2 separate regions of the Homo sapiens genome follow, and region 2 is linked to region 1. Evidence: read pairs that join two places in POLR2A ChIA-PET (ENCODE). Cell type or tissue: OCI-LY7. All regions are shown on one strand. Links, peaks and the distances in the headings refer to the core of each region. The heading gives the core; the rest is flanking DNA.

What was found. Peaks named below come from ENCODE experiments on the same cell type or tissue, not always from the same donor. Only the 100,000 strongest peaks of a DNase experiment are listed, where the experiment ranks them.
Region 2: POLR2A ChIA-PET joins it to region 1 with 6 read pairs; 2 of 35 experiments call an interaction of 5 or more read pairs at or near these places.

The regions. Positions count from the first base shown.
Region 1 is chr9:37,918,198-37,923,197 of GRCh38, forward strand. It overlaps SHB (SH2 domain containing adaptor protein B), which reads right to left. Exons shown (of 6, transcript NM_003028.3): 6 at 1-1,807. The coding sequence ends at 1,624. Among named protein-coding and RNA genes, the nearest start is that of SLC25A51, 17 kb to the left of the region's middle. RefSeq lists an enhancer at 4,157-4,256. In OCI-LY7, for the core only: no CTCF peak of the experiment used is centred there; a DNase peak (open chromatin) is centred at 2,394.
Region 2 is chr9:37,810,659-37,816,501 of GRCh38, forward strand. All of the region lies in intron 1 of DCAF10 (DDB1 and CUL4 associated factor 10), which reads left to right. Among named protein-coding and RNA genes, the nearest start is that of DCAF10, 13 kb to the left of the region's middle. In OCI-LY7, for the core only: no CTCF peak of the experiment used is centred there; no DNase peak of the experiment used is centred there.

The DNA.
Region 1 (5,000 bases), core at 1-5,000:
TGGCGAAGGCTCTGGAACCCTTGTATCTCATTCAGGAGAGGGCAGCCACATCTTCATGCTACTGGGTGGGTGGAAAAAGCAGGAGAGCTGAGAAACTCTTAGCCTCATCGGGGCTGCCTGGCCTGTGTGGGAGGACCCTGCTATGGCAAGCAAGAGAGAGGTCGCGTGTGCGTGTGCGTGTGTAGGTGTTCTTGTGTGTGGAAGCAGTGTGGACCACTGAGGGCTGTGTGTGTGTGTGTGTGTGTGTGTAGGTGTTCTTGTGTGTGGAAGCAGTGTGGACCACTGAGGGCTGTGTGTGTGTGTGTGTGTGTGTGTGTAGGTGTTCTTGTGTGTGGAAGCAGTGTGGACCACTGAGGGCTCTATGTCCCTGGGAGGTCAGGATTCTCCCTCCTCCATGGGCAGGGTGACAGCAAGGCCATGCAGAACCAACGAAAGAGCATTGGCTGCAGAACCGCTCTGCTGCTGGTGAGCTGTGTGGCTTTGGGCAAATGACGTTCCTTCTCTGTCTCCCTTTCCCTACATGCCAAATACCTCCCAGGTGGTGCTAACAGATAGTGGGGAGAGAGCCCTTTGTAGCCAGCTGGGTGCTGTGTCCAGGGGTTGGGGGGGTGTCAACACAGACGTCCCACTGCAGGAGGGAAAGACTGGTTTTTTGGTCAACACTGGAGGCTCCTGACTATGTCCACTGCTGAAGCCTGAACTCTGAGCTCTGGGTTGACTCCCAGAGTGCTACCGACTGCCTCAGCCCAGTTGTCAGAGCAGACGGCTCTTGTGTCCAGAGCTGCTGAGGGCTGGAGCTGAGGCCTCGGCCTCCCTCCCCTCCCTGGGGCCTGCCACAGCAGCAAGCCCAGAGGAGACACGCCTTGCTCTGGGAGTGAAACCAGAACTGCCCCCTCAGAGACCCTCTGCAGTATATCAAAAAAGGATAAGGCTATATATTAAATGACTATTTTATTTACACACCCTATTCATAAATAATTGAATCCTCTTTTTGACTGCACAATGATTCCTTGAAGATAGCCTAATGATTACACTGAGTGACTACAAGTAGATCAGTGGGCTTACCCATCTGTGTGTGACCACCTTCTCACATCTGTACTCACACACACACTCACACAGACACACATATACACACCAGCGGGGCGGGAACCCCGGGGCCTCCGGGACTCTCAAAGCACCAGCATTTGGCTCCCAGCATCAGTAGGGGGGCTCCTGTGGGAAAACTTTGCCCTGTACAGAGGTGTGAATTTGAGACAGCTGGAGAACAAAGAGATGTCAGCCAGGGAGCTCCCGCCCCACCCTACCCCGCCCCTCGGAGCTGGTCTGCCTTTGTTCATCCTGGAAGGCATCTCTTTGGATTTGCAAATATTTTAATTCACAGAAACTCAAGGAGAGGGTGGGGGTGGGGGCTGGGGTGGTGTGTTGCCGCCCTTCTGTCTTTATCCAGGCCTTCTCCAGCCCCCGTAAGTGGCAACAGCATTCTAGAGACATGCAGTGGTGTGCTAGTACCATACACACAACACAAACGACACAGCCAGCAACAGTGGCTGGGCTGGTTGGTGGGGGGCCTCTGGCACCTCCAAGTCTCAGGCTCTGTCACAGAGCAGGGCAGGTCTGGTCCGCTCACAGGGTCCTCACAGCCACGGGATAGAGGAGGGACAAGTGCTCAGCCCCTTTGATGGGTAGCTTTCTGGTGGTGTAGTAGTGGATGACTTCCGGGACACTGTCGAACGGAGGGCTGTTCTGACCCAGAACGTATTTCTCTTTGGTTTTGGCCAGTTTCATGTGCATAAAACCCTGGTTGCTCCTGTGAACAAAACACAGAGTTATCAGAACTACCCCCCTGACACTCAGGCTGAGGCCAAGGGTCTCCTCAGCTGTCTGGGACAGAAGGGATCCCAGCCATGAAGTGGCTGTGAGCTGCACCTCTCCAAGCCAGGACCGAGGCCCAGGACCAGATGAAATGCAGCTGCACCCAAGCGCACCCCCAATTCCGGCATCTGACCCGGAACCAGCAGCAGCCGCCACTGCTACAAGAGAGCATTCCAACACTGAGCGCTTCTAGGGACTTCTTCAGAAAAACAAAACAAAACAAAACAAAACAAAACAAAACAAAACAAAACAAAACAAAACAAAACTTAGTCCCTCTTTTCTATTACCAGTGCATATCCCTGTTTAAGCCTTGCCTGACAGGTGCAAAGTGTGTTCATGTCCCCAATGCCATGACAAGTGGGTAGGGCAGGGGTCATCACCCCCAGTTTCCAGAGGAGGAAACTGTGTGGCAGGGATGGCAAGTGATCTGTCCTTCCCTTTCAGTAGTAGGAAACTGTCACTGGGAAGGGGCCACCCAGCCAGGGACTACATTTCCCAGCCTCCCTTGCAGGCAGTTAGCCATGTGACTTGGCTTAGCCACTGGAAGGTGGGCAGAAAGTCTGTACTACCTGCCCTTCTTTATAAACCCTGTCTCCTGCAAGGTCCAGCCTGTGTTGCCTCTGCTGGGTGGTTTTCCAGGCTCCCACAGGCAGAGCTCCTTCCTTCATCTGGTGGCACTGAGGACACGCATGCCTTCCTGAACTGTAGGTACTTAGCCACCATCCCGGCTCCTCTGAGCATGCCATGGAGCAGGGCCCAGTCTATGTCCACCATGCTTGGCTTCAGACCTGCTTGGGAGGAGCCACCTGAAGTCTGCTCAAGGAAAAGCAGTGGGTGGGTTTCTCAGAGATCAGAGCACACAGCCCTTGCAGCCTGCCTGCATCAGCTCACGAGGGCCAAAGCCACAGTCCTCCCACCAGCATTTGCCTAGCCCCAGCAGACCTCTCCCAGCTCTCACCAGGGCTGCAGCCACACTGGATCCCTCACCCCTCCACCAGCCTGTCCTCTGCCTGCCCACTCAGTTCCACGCCTTTTATGATTCTACTGTGATTCTGCCACCAGACGTGTGGATGCTTTAGATTTTCCAAAGCACAGTCCACTTTATCGGGTGTCTGTCCCTTAGGTAGAAAGCTGGAGCTTCTGACAAATCACCTGCCCCCATCTCCACGGCCTCCAGCAGACTCCCCCAACCTGAGCTCCAAGCAGACTTGAAGGTTTGCAGCCTTTCCGCTCCAGCTCCGCCCCTAGCCGCTGTCGCTCCCACAGGGGCTCTCAGGGCTTGAACACATCTCTTCCAGTCAGGACTGGGCTTCCCAAGCTTACAAGTGCCCACTCTATTAACACCTTAATTTGGGCTCCAGGACCATTTTTAAATGGGCAGAACAAATGCTTAATGAAGTGCGAGCACTAAGCAATATGTCTGCTCATAATAATGTATTTAGAGATGTCACCCTTAGCTTAAAGGAAATCGTTGGGAGAGCCAATTACATTTCAAGAGAGACTAATTCCTGTAAAGAACTGGAATTTAAATCAAGATTTTTTTTAAGGCTGGCAATGTTCTAATTACAGAGCCTGTGGCAAGTTCTGCTCCTCAGTGAAGGGTCATTTCATCGGAGAATTGCCTAGACACGTCTGAGAAGCAGGCGGCGCACTCGCTTAGGCTGCAGAAAGGAAACGGCATGTGTGTTACAAGAAGAATGTAAAACTCCATTCCAGCAAAGACTCACCTACCCACCACGCCGAAGAGACCACAGATCTGTGCCAGTTTGGAAAGGGCTGTGATTGCTTAAGTAATGCGCTGAAACTGTGTGGCTGAGAAAACAGCAGAAGAGTTAAAAAGCTGAGCTCTCAGAGCCACATGCCCAGCTTTGCCTGGAGAAGGGGTGTGGAAGGGCGAGAGAGCAGGGCTGGTAAGGAGGGGCTGCAGGTGCCAGGGACACTCAGCAGGGAGGAGGGTATGACCCTGGGCACATCATTCCCCTCTGCGTGCATGCACTGAGTGGCCTTACGTTTTTGGGGTGCTGGACCAGCAGGCTTTGTGATTCTCACAGATCTATACCTGGGGGACAGAGTGGAGGAGGTGTCAGGCAGAGGGTCACAGCCGCTGGCGGGAACTGAGTCTGCCAGTGTGCAGGTATGAAGCTGCAGGGGAACAAGCCAGTTTCATTTTCAAGGTTAGGAGAGTAACTCACATGGGTGAAGGCAACATTTCATATGAATTTGTTCTACGGCATCTGGCAAGGGAAGTGGACAGTGATAGCAGCAATGGCTCTGACAGAGTCCGAAGCAGAAGCTAAGCTCCTCTGTTCCCAGGTTAGGGGCTTAGAATGGCCACCAAGTACTAAAAGCCACACAATGTCCTCTGTACCTTGGCTGCCGACAGATAGCGAGGTGGGGCAGCTGCCAGGCTGAAGAGAGTCTAGACGTCCCCGGGAAGTCCCTCCTGCCTGTCTGAGCCTGCTGTTTATCACCCCCAACACACTCCTATCTCGCCTGTGTAAGCACCCACGAGTTTACCACCCTGAGCCAGGCTGTGCCGATGGGGCAGACTGGTCATGAAGCTCAGAGACCAAGGCAGAGCTGGGACCAGCACTTGGGCTCCATGAACCTCTAGTCTGTGGCCTGACCATTCTCAGGCAGAGGGAGAAAGGCGCGTTCACATGCTGACCCTCCTGGGCTCAAGCACTGCACCCCGTGGGTTCCCTGGCCCTCAGGCTATCCTTGTGCCTTGCTGGGCTCTGTCCCTTCTCCTGCTGCATCCACAGGGAGGCTGACTAGATGACCCTGGGGGGTACTTCCAGCCCTAGATCCTGGATTCCACATGTGCAAAACATAATCTGCTGCCTACCCGCTGAGGGCTTCCTGCAGGAAGGGGTCTGCAAGCAGCCTCACACCTTCCCTCCACCGCTGCCCTCATCCCCAGTCCTGCTTTCACTGGGGCATTGGCCAGGATTGCCTTCAGGGACAATCCTTCCTGTAGGCCAGGCTCTATGTCCTGAAGCACCGAGGTGCAGAAAGGGGAGGTGTCTGGCCCAAAGTCACACAGTGATTATCAGCAGCAGATGCCCAGAGTCAGTGCTCCTGACCTCAGCACTCCCCAGACCTGAGAGAGGGCCTCATGTAACCCT
Region 2 (5,843 bases), core at 422-5,421, 110 kb before region 1:
TCCATGTTGGTCAGGCTGGTCTCGACCTCCTGACCTCAGGTGATCTGTCTGCCTCGGCCTCCCAAAGTGCTGGGATTACAGGCTTGAGCCACTGCGCCTGGCCTCTGAATGGTATTTCTAATGGACTCATGGGTGGGATAGATGAGATTACAAGAATTGCAATTTAGGATCCGCAATTTAGGTTTGGGATTGAAACTCCCCTCCCCTCACCCAGTATACCCTAGGACTAAAGGTGAATCCAGAATCGACAGTACTCATGGGGACTAAAGGCCAGCTTCAAATAATCTCATTCCCTACGTAGATTAAGAAGACCTCAGATTGCCGGCACCTCTACTCTAGCTTACTTGCCATAATTAAAGATGAATCTTCTATGGAAGAAGAAAATATGCAGCTGAGTGCCGTGGCTTACACCTTTAATCCAAGTTCTTTGGGAGGCTGAGGAGGGAAGATTAATTGAGGCCAGGAGTTGGAGACCAGTCTGAGCAACATAGTGAGAGATCCCATATCTGCAAAAAATCTAAAAATTAGCTGGGCAAGGTGGTGTGCGCCTGCCATACTAGCTACTCTGGAGGCTGAGGTGGGAGGATTGTTTAAGCCCAGGCGTTTGAGGTTACAGTGAGCTATAATCACATCACTACACTTCAGCCTGGGTGACCAAGCAAGACCCTGTCTCTAAAGAAATTTTTTTAAAAATATAATATATCATCCAGTGCTTTAAATTATCCCTATAATTTTTGTATACAGTGACGAGCACTAGTACAAAGAGATTCGTTGTCTGAAAAACCAAGAAAATCAGCAAACAATAGAAATAGACCCACAGGAGATCTGACATTAAAACTATTTAATATGTTCAAGGAATTATAAGATGGAGAAATTTAGCAGAGAACTAGAAGCTAAAAAAAGAAAACCCTAGAACTAAAAAGTACAGTAACTGATAAAAACTCACTGGATGATTTAACAGCAAACTGGACACAGCTGAAGGATTTGTGAGCTTGAGAATAGATGAGAAAAAAATATACAGAATAAAGTTCAGATTTACCAAAATGGGACATAGAGATTAAGATATGTCATAAGATACAGGGAAAAGATCTTATAAATATAAATGGAGTTTCAGAAAGATATTAAAGAGAATGAAGATAAATCAATATTTGAACAGATAATGGATGACAATTTTAAAAATTAACAAAAGACATTGTAGATTCAAGAAAGGCTATACATCTCAAGCAAGAGAAAGACAAAAAAAGCAGGCCAGGCATGGTGGCGCACCCCTGTAATCCCAGCACTTATGGAGGCTGAGGTAGTTGGATCTCTTGAGCTCAGGAGTTTGAGACCAGCCCGGCCAACATGGCAAAACCCTGACTCTACAAAAAAATTAGCCGGGTGTGGTGGCATGCGCCTGTGGTCCCAGCTACTCAGGAGGCTGAAGAAGGAGGATCACTTGAATCTGGGAGGTCAAGGCTGCAGTGAGCTGAGATTGCGCCACTGCATTCCAGCGCCACCACACTCCAAACCTTCTGAAACAAAACTGCTTCAAAAACAAAAAAAAAACCTTCCAACTGCTTTAAAAACAAAAACAAAAATCCCTACCAACTTCTTCAAAAACAAACAACAAAAAAAAGAAGAAAAAAAGACAGAAATATAAAGCCACACTTAGCTACAAGAGTAAAGCTGCTAAAACTAAAATAAAACATACATGCACAAAGACAAAGAAAATCTTAAAAGCAGCTAGAGGAAAGAGATAGATTACTTTCAAAGGAGGCTCAAAAAGAGAGCTAAGTTCACTGCAGAAACAATGGAAGTCAAGAGACAAAGATATTTCCAGACAAATATTGAGAGAATTTGCCACTATCAGATCTACACAGAAACAGGTAACAAAATTATTCTTTAGGAGGAAGGAAAAAGGTGGAAGATCAGAGGTACAGGAAAGAATGAAAAGAACAAAAATAAATATGCGTGTAAATCAAAATGAATGTGAACTTTTTTTTCATTTTTTTAGACAGAGTCTCTCTCTGTCATCCAAGCTGGAGTGCAGTGGCATGAACACTGCTCACTGCAGCCTTGACTTCCTGGGCTCAAGTAATCCTCTTGCCTCTGCCTTTTGTGTAGCTGGGACCACAGGCACACGCCAGCATGGCTGGCTAATTTTTTTATTTTTTGTAGAGACAAGGGTCTCAGTTTGTTGTCCAGGCTGGGAATGGTATAAAACATGAAAAATTTTAGTAGAGCATTAAATTTATATATAATTATATCTAAAAAATTAAATATTAGGATGGGATAAAGGAAGTTGAAGTGAGCTAAGGTTCTTGCATCATCCAGGAAGTAATAATTACGTACTTCACTTTAAAAAGTTGATGCATGATGTTAGCTCTTTAGGTATTCGCTAAAAGAAGAGTAAAAATATATTTAACATACTAAATAGCATATGGGGAGATATCAATAGCAAATGTATATATATTCTTAGAGATGGGATCTTGCACTGTTGCCCAGGCTGGAGTTCATTGGTGCTGTCACAGCTCACGGCAACCTCCAACTCCTGGGCTCAAGCAATCCTCCCGCCTGTCTCCTGGGCAGCTAGGACTGCAGCCATAAGCCACTATGCCTGGCCATTTTATTTTTTTATAGAGATAGGGTCTCCACATGTTGTCCAGGCTGATCTCCAACTCCTGGCCACAAGCTATCCTCCTGCCTTGGACTCCTAAAACACTAGGATTACAGGCATGGGCCAATGTGCCTGGCCAAAAAAATGTTTAAAGCAACTGAAAAGGGACATAGAACAGACAGGACAAATGGAAAGTAAATTCTCTGGTGACAGATTTCAACTCAAAGATTGCTAGTAGTTACATTAAATGTAATTTGACTGAGACAATGATTGTCAGATCAGATTTTTAAAAACTGCTTACAGAAGACATACCTGAAATGTAAGGATACACAAAGTTTTAAAGTAAAAGGATGTCAAGGCATACCACTGCTAGCATTAGCTAAATGAAAGTTGGTGTGTTATGTTAATATCAGACAACACAAAAAACAAATTCATACAATTTCCAAGCATTGAGATTAAGCAGTTTGTTTTTCAATGAAAGTTCAGGAAATAAATAACTAGAAAATCTCTTTATTTTTGGAAATGCTCTTTTAAATAACTTGTGAGTCAAAGAAGAAATCACAGTATAAATTATAAAATATTTGAAACTGAATGATGAAAACACTATCAAAATTTGTGCAATTGCAGCTGAAGCCATGTATAGAGGAAAATCTTAGATCCTTAAATGCAGATATTAGAAAAGAAGAAAGGCTGAATTGTCAATAAGCTAAGTAAGCATCCATCTCAAGAACTTTGAAACAGAACAACAAATTATACCCAAAGAAGGTAAAAAGAAGGAATAGAGATCAGAGTGCAATTGAACCACTTTGAAACTATTTGTCACTATATATATATATATATATATATATATATATATATATATATATATATTTGTTGTTGTTGTTGTTGTTGTTGTTGTTGAGATGGAGTCTCATTCTGTCACCCAGGCTGGAGTGCAATGGCACGATCTCAGGTTACTGCAACCTCTGCCTCCCGGGTTCAAGCGATTCTCCTGCCTCAGCCTCCCAAGTAGCTGGAATTACAGGCATGTGCCACCACGCCGGCTTTTTTTTTTTTTTTTTTTTTGTATTTTTAGTAGAGATGGGTTTCACCATGTTGGCCAGCCTGGTCTCAAACTCCTGACCTTGTGATCCGCCCGCCTCGGCCTCCTAAAGTGCTGGGGTTACAGGCGTGAGCCACCACGCCTGGCCTTCAATTTTTTTTTTAAGAGGCAGGGTCTTGCTGTGTTGCCAGGCTGATCTCAAATTCCTGGGCTCAAGTGATCCTCCTGCCTCAGCCACCCAAAGTGCTGGAATTATAGGTGAGAGCCACTGTGTCTGGCCTTTAAAGTTTAAAAATAGAAACAGAGGATATTGTGAACAACTTCATGCCAATAAAATTCTAAAGTTCAATGAAATAGGCTAATTCCTAGAAAAGTAGAAATTACCAAAACTGACATTAGTAAAAGATTAGAAAGTAGTATCATAACCAATAATACTGCATCAGTAGTTAGGTCTAGATGGTTTTATAGACTAGCACTACCAAATTTACAAGAAATAAATAATCCCAATTTATATAAACTATTCCAGTGTATAAAATAACAAGAGCCAGTCTTAATTCATTCCATGATGTTAGCATACACTTTATACCAAAATCTGACATGAATAGCACAAGAAAGCAAAATTACCATGCAATTTCGCTGAAGAATAAAGATAGAAAAATCATAAACAAAATATTAGCCAACTGAATCTAGCAATGAGGTAAAAATAAAAGACTGATTTGAAATTAGAAAGTAAATTAATGTAAATAACTACATTAATATATTAAAGGAAAAATATAGGAATATCTCAATAAATGCTGAAAAATCTCTTACACAGTTTGACATATATTCATGAAAAGAAAGCTTAGCAAAATTGAAACAGAACTTTCCTTAATCTAATAGTAGGAATCTGCCCAAAAAACCTACACCAAACATTGTACTTAATGATGAAATGTTGAATATATTCTTGAAGATCAGGAACAAGATGAGTGCCTGCTATTAACACTTCTATTCAACATTGTTCTGAAAGTCCTAGTCAGTATAACAACCAAAAAGAGAAGGAAACAGGTTTTTAAAAAGAAGAACAGTCTGGGCATGGTGGCTCACGCCTGTAATCCCAGCACTTTGGGAGGCCGAGGCAGGTGGATCACCTGAGGTCAGCAGTTCGAGACTAGCCTGGCCAACATGGTGAAACCCTGTCTCTACTAATAATACAAAAATTAGCTGGGCATCATGGCACACGCCTGCAGTCCCAGCTACCCAGGAGGCTGCGGCAGGAGAATCACTTGAACCCGGGAGGCGGAGGTTGCAGTGAGCTGAGATCACGCCATTGCACCCCAGCCTGGGCAACAAGCGCAAAACTCTGTCTCCAATAAAAAAAAAAAATAGGAAGAACAAAGCAATTATTTTTAGATGGTATTATTATCAACCAAAAACCCCAAATAATAGAATAGTAAGATCGATTGATAAATAATCAATATTTAAAAATCAGTTACATTTCTGTATACCAGCAATAAGCAAAGCCAAAAAAATTTTTTTTGAGACAGGGTCTTGGTCAGCTAGGCTGGAGTGCAGTGGCATGATTATAGCTCACTACAGCCTCAACCTCCCTGACTCAGCTGATCCTCCCACCTCAGCCACCCAAATAGCTGGGACTACAGGTGTGCACCATCATACCTGGCTAATTTTTAAATTTTTTGTAGAGACAAGGTCTCACTGTGTTGCACAGGCTGGTCTCAAACTCCTGAGCTCAAGTAATCTTTCCTCCTTGGTCTCCCAAAATTCTGGAATAACAAGAATAAGCCACTGTGTCCAGCATAAGCAAAAATTTTAAAAGAACATTTATTCAAATATAAAAAAAAATCAAGTGCCCAGGAATAAGTTCAACAGAAGGTAGGCATGGGCCATATGGAGGAAACTATACAATTTTGTTGAGAGAATTACAGAAGATTTAAATAAATGGAGATAGATTATGTTAATGGATTGGAAGATTCCATATTGTAAAGACAGCAGTTCCATTACAACTTTTTGGGCCACGCGCGATGGCTCACGCCTGTAATCCCAGCACTTTGGGAGGCTGAGGTGGGTGGATCACCTGAGGTAAGGAGTTAGAGACCAGCCTGGCTAACATGGTGAAACCCCGTTTCTACTAAAAATACAAAAAGTTAGCTGGGCATGGTGGCACATGCCTGTAATCCCAGCTACTTGGGAGGCTGAGGCAGGAAA